Regions from separate parts of the Homo sapiens genome. Here region 2 is linked to region 1. Evidence: read pairs that join two places in POLR2A ChIA-PET (ENCODE). Cell type or tissue: Panc1. All regions are shown on one strand.

The links. Peaks named below come from ENCODE experiments on the same cell type or tissue, not always from the same donor. Only the 100,000 strongest peaks of a DNase experiment are listed, where the experiment ranks them.
Region 2: POLR2A ChIA-PET joins it to region 1 with 16 read pairs; 3 of 35 experiments call an interaction of 5 or more read pairs at or near these places.

The regions. Positions count from the first base shown.
Region 1 is chr1:24,182,181-24,187,180 of GRCh38, reverse strand. All of the region lies in intron 1 of IFNLR1 (interferon lambda receptor 1), which reads left to right. Among named protein-coding and RNA genes, the nearest start is that of IFNLR1, 2.6 kb to the left of the region's middle. RefSeq lists a silencer at 1-119. In Panc1, no CTCF peak of the experiment used is centred here; no DNase peak of the experiment used is centred here; H3K4me3 peaks cover 555 bases.
Region 2 is chr1:23,472,494-23,477,493 of GRCh38, reverse strand. The region is part of intron 1 of ASAP3 (ArfGAP with SH3 domain, ankyrin repeat and PH domain 3); the gene reads left to right. Among named protein-coding and RNA genes, the nearest start is that of ASAP3, 9.2 kb to the left of the region's middle. RefSeq lists enhancers at 2,155-2,654, 2,655-3,156. In Panc1, no CTCF peak of the experiment used is centred here; no DNase peak of the experiment used is centred here; H3K27ac peaks cover 479 bases.

The sequences.
Region 1 (5,000 bases):
GGGGCCGCGGGAGGGAGGGGGAAGAGGGCTCCCCGGGCCGGGCCGCGCCTACCCTCGGACCCGGAGCTCCTGGGACAGGCACGGGGTCCGCAGCCACCCGAGCCGGGTGCGAATCGGCCCTGCCTACGCGCCCCCAGTTTGCTTCTTCCCAGGACTGAACAGAACCGGGTCTTTGATATTCCTCTCCCGCAGGAAACGAATCCAGTTTCCTAATGCTTCCAGCTTCAGGAGAACTGGAGAAAAAAGACAGCGGCAGTTTGATACTGCATATTTTTTAATAAAGTGCTTTTTAATGTTTCCTAAAGAAAGCACTGATCCCTGCGTGAAAACCACACTTGACCCTAAAGTGTGGACAGCAGGGAAAGTGGGACCGATTGATGTCCCTTCCCGTTCCTGCCAGGCCTCTGGTGGGACGGAGCTCTGGTCGCCTGTGCCCTGCTTTCTAACAAGACGGCTTTCTTTTGGTGGTGGTTGTTGTTTTGTTGTTGTTTTGTTGTTGTTGTTGTTGTTGTTGTTTTCCCACCTCTACTGATGAGTAAGGTGTCAGGTACAAAATTCCTCGCCGTAGGACCCAACCACCAAACCTCACCGCCCACGACTCCAACCGAAGCAGGGAAGAGAAGGTCCAGAAATCGCCCCCAGGATATTTTCCTAGTCTTGGACTCACAGTTTAAAGAGCTGTAAAGGTCCCTGGGCATAATCCAATCATCATAAAAGCCTATATTTATTCAGCAACTTCTTTGTGCCAGGCACCGCATTATTCTGGAAGCCTCACGACCCAGCCATCCTCGGAGGTAGATATTATTTTTACTTTTCCGATGGGAAAACTGAGGCTCAGAGCAATTCAGGGAATTCCTCAAGAAGGATGGCAGAGGTGAGGCACACAGAAGAGAGAAGAGGGGCTAAAGCAAGCCTGGCTAGCTTTTGCCTCCAGGGTAGGCACGTGGGACAGGCTGTCCATCCACTGGGTCACTAGGCCAGCCAGGGATGCTCCAGCCCCCAGTGCCCACAGCAGCGTTCTCTGTGGCTGATGAGGGACCGTGTACCTGTGTGTGGAGGGAGGGTGGGGTCTTCTGTTCCCCTTTCACTGTCAAACCCAGACCTTCTTGTACTTTCACCTGATAAGTATTTAATATACACAACACTAACTATGGTGTGATGATTTAGGAGTAAGTACAGCCAGATCTAAGTTCAAATACTGGCTCCCACACAAACTGACTGTGTAGCCTCAGGCAAGTTAGTTAGCATCTGTCTCTGAGCCTAGCGCCCTTTCCATGGAAGCAGAATGAATGACACCTACCCCATAGGGTGGTCTGTCCCAAGGGTGATTGAGGTTTTACATGTAAAGAGCCAAACTAGTGCCTGGCATCCTTTGAAGGCTTCATAGAGGAAAGTTGCTCTAACTGCTGTTTTTCTCATGTGACCTAGCTCGAATCTGGGGACTGTCCTGCCCATAGGATACCTTACAAGTGGCTTGCAGACAGCCTGGTCTCCTGCTGGTCACCCGTTAGGAAGTCCAGAAGCTGGGAGTAGTAATAGCACTAGCCTCGTGGTGATACAGTCCCAGCTAGAGGACACAGGATGAGGTGGAAGCAGGCACCCACTTTTGGGTCTAGAAGGTGATGGGTAGGCAGCCGAGGCTGGGGACAGCCATCCACAGAACTGGACCCTCCCTCCCTGATGCCATTTTGCAACCCGTATGGATTTCCATCATGGCACATGGGACACTTCAGGACCCTGAATTCTCCATGGGACCATGAGCTCCTATAGGGCAGGAATGAAGTTGTGTTCTTCTTTGAAACCCCTGGCACACCGTGGTCAACAGATCTTGTTTGACTCGTAGTGGTCAATAGATGGAATAGTTGGAATCATAAAGCTCAATAGACCCCATGAGAACCTAGAAGACAAAGTACAGTCAAGAGCTCGGACTTTGGAGTTGGCTAGGCCTGGACTGAATCTGATTCTACAACTTAATAGCTGAGAGGGCCTTGGTTTTCCCATCTGTAACGATTATAATTATTATAATGAATACCTACCTCCTAGGGATGTAATGAGGATTAAAAGAGAAAGTGCAGGTAAACTGTTTAGCACAGAACCTGGCTCACAGAACACAATACACATTAGCTGCTATTATTATTATTATTATTTTATTTATTTATTTTGAGACAGAGTCTCACTCTGTCACCCAGGCTGGAGTGCAGTGGCGCAATCTCGGCTCACTGCAACCTCCACCTATCGGGTTCAAGCAATTCTCGTGTCTCAGCCTCCCAAGTAGCTGAGATGACAGGCGTGTGCCACCATGCCCAACTAATTTTTGTATTTTTAGAAGAGACGTGGTTTCACCATGTTGGCCAGGCTGGTCTCAAACTCCTGACCTCAGGTGATTTGCCTACCTCTGCCTCCCAAAATGCTGGGATCACAGGGGTGAGTTACCATGCCCGGCCTTAGCTGCTATTATTATCATCATCGTTATCATCATCATCATCACCTCGTAGATATGTCAAGGAAGATTCCCTGGAGGAAGTGACATTTGAATCAAGTATTTCAAAGACTAGATGGTGAATACCAGGCAGTCAAAGACACCTGGGTTTAAAAACATCCAGAAGAATGCAGTGGCTTGGCAACATCGAGCAGGAAGATTGCCTGATGAGCCTGTAGGGTAGCTGTTGGGGAGAGAGCAGCAAGACGGCCTGGCCAGGCCAGGCCAGGCCACGTCAGGCAGGGCCTCACAAACCTCAATAACAAATGTGGACTTTATTCTGAGGCCAAGGAAAGGGCATGAAACTGGGGAGTGGTGTAATCAGATGCGTATTTCAGAAGATGAAGATTAACAGTGAGAAGGAAAATGTGCCACAGAGGGGAATAGAGGTCAGTTAAAGGGAGTCAGGGAAAGTGTCCTCGAGACAGTGACATCAAAGGAATGTGAAAACAGCAAAGGAGTGAGCCAGGTGGATATCCAGGGGCAGAACTGTTAAGGCAGAGGGAACAGCATGAGGGAACAGCGTGTGCAAAGGCCTGGAGTTGGGAGTGTGGCTGGGGTGCTCCAGGAAGGGCAAAAAGTCCTGTGTGGATGGAGATATGGGAGCAAGGGAGGAGTGGTGGGTCAGATTGGGTAGGGCCTTGGTGGTGATTGTAAAGACTCTGGAGTTTAGACCAGGCACAGTGGCTCAGGCCTGTAATCCCAGCACTTTGAGAGGCCAAGGTGGGCGGATCACCTGAGGTCAGGAGTTCGAGACCAGCCTAGCCAACATGGTGAAACCTCGTCTCAACTAAAAATACAAAAATTAGCCAGGTGTGGTGGCACATGCCTGTAATCCCAGCTACTCTGGAGGCTGAGGCAGGAGAATCGCTTGAACCCGGGAGGTGGAGGTTGCAGTGAGCTGAGATTGTGCCACTGTACTCCAGCCTGGGTGGCAGCATAAGACTCTGCCTCAAAATAAAATAAAAATAATAAAGACTTTTGAGTTTACCTGGAGTGAGATGGAAGCCTTTAGAGGGCTTAAGCAGAAGATGAACATGATCTGATTTTCATTTTTAATCCTTCCTGCTATGTGGAGAATGGACTGAAGGCAAGGTGTTTTGTATATTTGTCTGTTTCGTAGAGACAGGGTCTTGCTCTGTTGGCCAGACTGAAGTGCAGTGGCACAATCACGGCAGCCTTGAACTCCTGGGCTCAGGCGAAACTCCCACCTCAGCCTCCTTACTCTCACCATTGTGCCCTGCTAATTTTTTAAAAAATTTATTTTGTAGAGATGTGGTCTCACTATGTTGCCTAGGCAAGTCTTAAATTCCTGGTCTCAAATGATTCTCCTGCCTCGATGTCCCAAAGTGCTGGGATTACAGGTGTCAGCTGCCATGCCCGACCTGTATTTTTTTTTTTAATGGGGAAAAAGCCTTTTAATAGTATGAGGTGTTTTCTGGTGTTTCTACCATAAAGCTCTTCTGTAAATCAAAATGAGAATGTAATTATTGATAGAGCAATGACCTTAGACTACAGTGCAGACTTTTCATCTTACATTTGGGCTCATGAATTTTAGTATAACTGATTATGACAGTGTTTTTTACATAGTTATGATCTAGAGCAGAACTGAAAACAAAATAACACATACTCTACATCAATATATTCGTTCAGTAATATCTGGGCTTGGATGAACCTGCAGAAGTAGGTAAAGCTGTCAGATATTTTCTTAAACCAACAGAAAAGAAATGTATATGACAGATGTTGTGTTTACTTATTTATTTATTTATTTATTTATTTATTTGAGATGGAGTCTCACTGTGTCACCAGGCTGGAGTACAGTGGTGTGATCTCTGCTCACTGCAACCTCCACCTCCCGGATTCAAGCGATTCTCCTGCCTCAGCCTCCTGAGTAGCTGGGATTACAGGCGTGCACCACCACGCCTGGCTAATTTTTGTGTTTTTAGTAGAGACAGGGTTTCACCATGTTGGTCAGGCTGGTCTCGAACTCCTGACCTCGGGATCTGCCCACATCAGCCTCCCAAAGTACTGGGATTACAGGCATGAGCCACCACGCCCGGCCTGTATTTATTTTTTTACCACTATGGAGTCCAATATGAAATTCTCACAACTATGCAAATACATTATTAACATGTAAGCACACCTAGGTATAAATATGCACATAGTCCATTAATTACATCAGGGGAATTAAAAACATACTTTCAAGTTAAAATGAATTTTCAGGAAAAAAACTGCATTCACAAATCTGAAATGTGAATACAAAAATGAAATTGTGAAATAAATAATGAATATAGGTGTCACCTAAACTTCCATAGTAACATGCCTCCAAATGTGGATTTAGTGATCATCCACCTTGGGACAAGGGCTTTTGATCGCCTCCAGCTAAATTAGGGTTCCAGTAGCAGAGTGGCTGGCAAGCCTGCCCTAATGAATAATGCCAGCGAACTGGGCGTGGGTACTTACAGTGTGCCCTTCATGGAACACTTTTTTTTTTTTTTTTTTGGAATGGAGTCTCGCCCTG
Region 2 (5,000 bases), 710 kb after region 1:
TAACTTCCCTCAGGCTCCCTTCCAGAGCTGTTTTCACAATGAGTGGTGCGACCTCTCACCTCCACGTGTGCCCCTCATCACCAAGGAACATCTTCTTTTTTTTTTTTTTTTTTTTTTGAGATGGAGTCTCACTCTGTTGCTCAGGCTGGAGTGCAGTGGCGTGATCTCGGCTCACTGCAACCTCTGTCTCCTGGGTTCAAGTGATTCTCCTGCCTCAGCCTCCCCAAGGCAGATGGATCACTGGAGGTCAGGAGTTCGAGACCAGCCTGGCCAACGTGGCGAAACCCTGTCTCTCCTAAAAATACAAAAATTAGCTGGGTATGGTGGCACGTGCCTGTAATCCCAGCTACTTGGGAGGCTGAGGCACGAGAATTGCTTGAACCCGGGAGGTGGAGGTTGCAGTGAGCCCAGGTCACGCCATTGTACTCCAGCCTGGGCGACAGAGCAAGACTCTGTCCCCCGACAAAATATTATTTTATTAAGATCTAATTTGTCAATAGATTTTGACTTCTATGAGAATAGAAACTAATCTCACTGTTGTGTCCCTAGTATTTACCATAGAACCATAGTGTGTTTTCAGAAAATGTTGGTTGAATAACAAATAAATGAAAGAAAAAAAAAAACTAAAAAGGAGCATTCATAGAGAATAATGGTATGGGGGTGCTCCAGATGGAGGGGACCTCTTAGGCAAAGGTCCTGAGGCAGTAAAGAAGCTGAAATATATGTGACCCTGAAAGGGGGCCCAAGGGGCAAAAGCACTGAGATGGGCAAAGGGAAGAGTGGCACCTGCTGAGTTTGGGTGGTGGTGGCAAGGCCATATTCAAGTTTGATGGCCCTGGTAGTGAGTTTAAGTTTTATTTAGTACACAGGCAAGCAGCATAATCCAGTTTGTATTTTAGAAAGATCATATCAGTTGCTGTATGGAAACTAGATTGGAAGGGCCAGGAGAGGACCCAAGGAGGCCATTCTGTTATTTAGGGAAGAGATGATGGTGGTGTGGATCGGGTTGTGGTTGGTGGAGGAGGAGAGAAGTGCACAGATTGTAGAAGTGTTTTATAAGCAGTCAAGATTTGTCGATGGAGTACATGTGGGCAGTGCTCAAGATTGTGTCCCACATTTCTTTTTTTCTTTTTTTTTTTTGTTTGATTGGGATGGAGTCTCACTGTATTGCCCAGGCTGGAGTTCAGTGGCACCATCTCGGCTTACTGCAACCTCCACCTCCCGGGTTCAAGCGATTCTCCTGCCTCAGCCTCCCAAGTACCTGGGGCTACAGGCGCCCGCTACCACACCCAGCTAATTTTTGTATTTTTAATAGACATGAGGTTTCACCATGTTGGCCAGGCTGTTCTCAAACTCCTGACCTCAAATGATCTGCCCGCCTCAGCCTCCCAAAGTGCTGAGATTACAAGTGTGAGCCACTGTGCCCGGCCTTAAATTTCTGATGGAAGGGTGCCATATACCGAGAAGGGGAAATCTGGCAGGGGAACAGGTTTGGGGAGAAATCAAGAATTCTATTTTTTTTTTTAATTTTTTGTTTTTTAGAGACAGGGTCTCCTTCTTTTGCCCAGGCTGGAATGCAGTGGTGCAGTCATAGCTCACCACAGCCTTGAATTCCTGGGCTTAAGCAATCCTCGTGCTTCCACAGGCACATGCCACCACATCCATGCTAATTTGTTTCTTCTCTTGGTAAAGATGAGGTCTCGCTGTGTTGCCTAGGCTGGTTTCAAACTCTTGGGCTTAAGTGATCCTCTTGCCTTGGCCTCCCAAAATGTTAGGGTTACAAGCATGAGCCACTTGTGCCTGGCCAAGAATTCTATCTGTATATCTTTATAGGTCTTGAGACATCCAAGTGGAGATGTCAAGAAGGCAGTATGTGAGTTTGGAATTCAAAGGAGCGGGCTGGAGATACACATTTGAGAGCTGTTAGCATCGAGACCGTGGGTTTCAAACCTGCATCTGTGTCAGAATCACTTGGCGTCATTCCCAGAGAGTATGATTCAGTGGTGGTATCTTAGGCTTTTTATGGCAAGCAAGAGAAACCATCCTGAGCTGATTTAAGCAGAAAAGGGCTGCACTGAAAGGGAATGTTCAGTAGTTCACAGAATTTCTGGGAAGTTGGAAAACTGGGGCTGGGCAGCAGGCAGGATCTCAGCCAAAATCATGCCACCGAGCCAGTTTGGCAGGACACTGCTGCCACACACTAAATGCCATCGCTGTGTCACTGTTCCCTGAACACTAGACACCATTGCTGTGGTTGCCACCAGCATTGGAATGGATCTTCCACTGTGCTCCTGATTCAAAGTCTGTAGTGAGGGCTTCTGATTGGTTGAGCTTAGGTGTAAGGGAGGCTGGAAAAGCAAGAATTTGTTGTTTTCAGCTTTCACAGGAGGTGAACTCTGCCAAGACCTGTGCAGTGAGGAAGTCCCCAGACATAGGAAGGAGGTCAGATGCCAGACTGGCACACAATGACAGATGTACTTGACAGCAAGTTTGCCAGCTTGTGGGATTGTCTGGGAATCTGCATTTAAACCAGCACCCTGGAAATTCCCATGCAGGTGCTGCCTGAACCACATTTGCATCCATTGCTTGAACTGGTACTTAAAGCTGTGGGGGCTGGGCGCGGTGGCCCACACCCGTAATCCCAGCACTTTGGGAGGCTGAGGCAGGGGGACCACTTGAGGTCAGGAGTTTGAGACCAGCCTGGCCAACATGGCGAAACCCCGTCTCACTAAAAATGCAAAAAATTAGCCGGGCGTGGTGGCACGCACCTGTAGTCCCAGCTATTCGGAGGCTGAGGCAGGAGAATCGCTTGAACCCGGGAGGTGGAGGTTGCAGTGAGCCGAGATTGCGCCACTGCACTCCAGCCTGGGTGAAAGGGCAAGACTATGTCTCAAAAAAATAAAAATAAATAAATAAATAAAGCTGTGGAATGGACAAGATCACCTAGAGAGAGGAACGAAGAAGGCCCAGACCCAAGCCCTGGGGACCCTCGGTATCAAGAGATTGGGATAGGAAGAGGAATTAATAAAGGAGACCAAGAACGGGCTGTCAGTGGGGAAGGAAGGAAATAAGACAGTGTTGTGCCTCAGAAGCCAGGAGAGAAGTGTTCCGAGGAGAAGGGGTGCTCGGCTCTGTTAGATGCTGCCCAGATGCCCAGAGGTAAAATAAGACAATGACAGAGACACAGCCTCTGGCTTTGGCAACACGGAGGTCATTGGGAACCTTAAGAGCAGATTTATGGCTCACGCCTGTAATCCCAGCAGTTTGGGGGACTAAGGCGGGTGGATCACCTGAGGTCAGGAGTTCGAGACCAGCCTGGCCAACATGGCAAAACCCCATCTCTACTAAAAATACAAAAATTAGCCAGCCATGGTGGCAGGCACCTGTAATCCCAGCTACTCAGGAGGCTGAGGCAGGAGAATTGCTTGAACCCGGGAGGTGGATGTTTCAGTGAGCCGAGATTGTGCCACTGCAGACACAGCAAGGCTCCATCTCAAAAAAAAAAAAAAAAAAAAAAAAGAGCAGATTTAATGCCATTTTCGCCTCCACACCATCCTGGACTGATTTGAGGAGGGGGCAGATGAGAAGTTCTCCCTAGAAGGGGAGCAGAGACATAGGGTGTGGCTAGGGCCCTGGGATCAGCAGGGTTTTCTAGGATGGACTGGGGACCCAACTCCACTGAACCAGCCTCCTCCCTACCAACAGCCTCTGCACAGGGGGCCGAGGGTCTTCCCAGAGTTGTCAACCTTGAGCCTGTCTCTCAAAGTCTCCTTCTCTCCCCAAATTTGTCTTTTTTTGTGCTCACTTCCTTGCCTAGTGTTCAGCTGTTTCTGGCCACTGAGGTACAAGGAGACAGATGACTCAGGCAGATTTGGAGGCAGAAACTGTAACTTTAGGTCAGAGCAGAAGGAACATGCTTTCCCTGAAGGCAATTTGATCATATCATTCTCAGACAAGATGCTGCTAGAAGGTCCCTTCGATGGGCCTAGAACTTGGGCCCAGGGCAGATGAGGGAGTGAGACCCACAGGGGAACAGTGAGTGGCTTCTGTGACTCTAGGTCAGGGCCCTGGAAAAACTGATTCCACCTCACCAACGTCACAGGAGGTGCTTTGGAGGGCATGGGAGGCTGAGCTGGGAACAGCTGCTGAAGGTTCTCTAACTTGACTGGTTTTAGACCTTGAAAGAGCTTTTAAGAATCTCAGCTGCTGCGGGCTACACCCAGACCCACTGAATCAGAATCTCCCAGGGGCGAGGCCTGGGCAAGTGTGCAGTTCAGAAGTTCCCAGGTAACTGATGAGCAGTTGGGGTGAAAACTATTGTGGTAAGCTATTGCATGCCCACTGAAGGTTAGTAATCCATTAAGCCATATTTACTGAATGCCTGTGGTGTACAAAGGCAGGCTCTGAGGGCACGGAGAGAACTAGACAAGGTCTCCTTCTGGGTGGGAGGACTCTGCCAGTGAAAAGTTGATTGACAACCTGTAGCATACAGGGATGTGGCTGAGGTCTGTGGCGAGAGTCCAGTAACTAAAGTCAGACAGACTTGGGTTTGAATTCCTATTGGCTGTGTGACTTTGGGCAAATGACTTAACCTTTCTGAATCTCAGTTTTCTGATCTGTGAATTAGGGATGAAGATAATTGTCTTATGGGTTTGTTTGAGGGGATAACACATAGAAAATCTAGCAAGCATGAACCTAGCACGTAACAGGTACTTAGTAATTTTTTAAAATTCCCTCTTACTGTAAACACAAGTACACCTGCACATAGGGTAGTTAAAAAGATCAGGAAACATACAGAGAAAAGAGGAAAGTAATTGCAATAGGGATGAGGTAATTACCATGAGTGAGTGTTGAGATTATCTGTGCGGTCCTGGCACCAGAGCAAAAAGAGAAACCTTATGTACCTTGGAGGTTTTGGGGAATGAACAGCTAAGCCTGATTTTGGACAAGGCAGGGTCTTCCCTCAGCTCTGCCCTTTGCTCTCTGCCTCCTGTTCATTT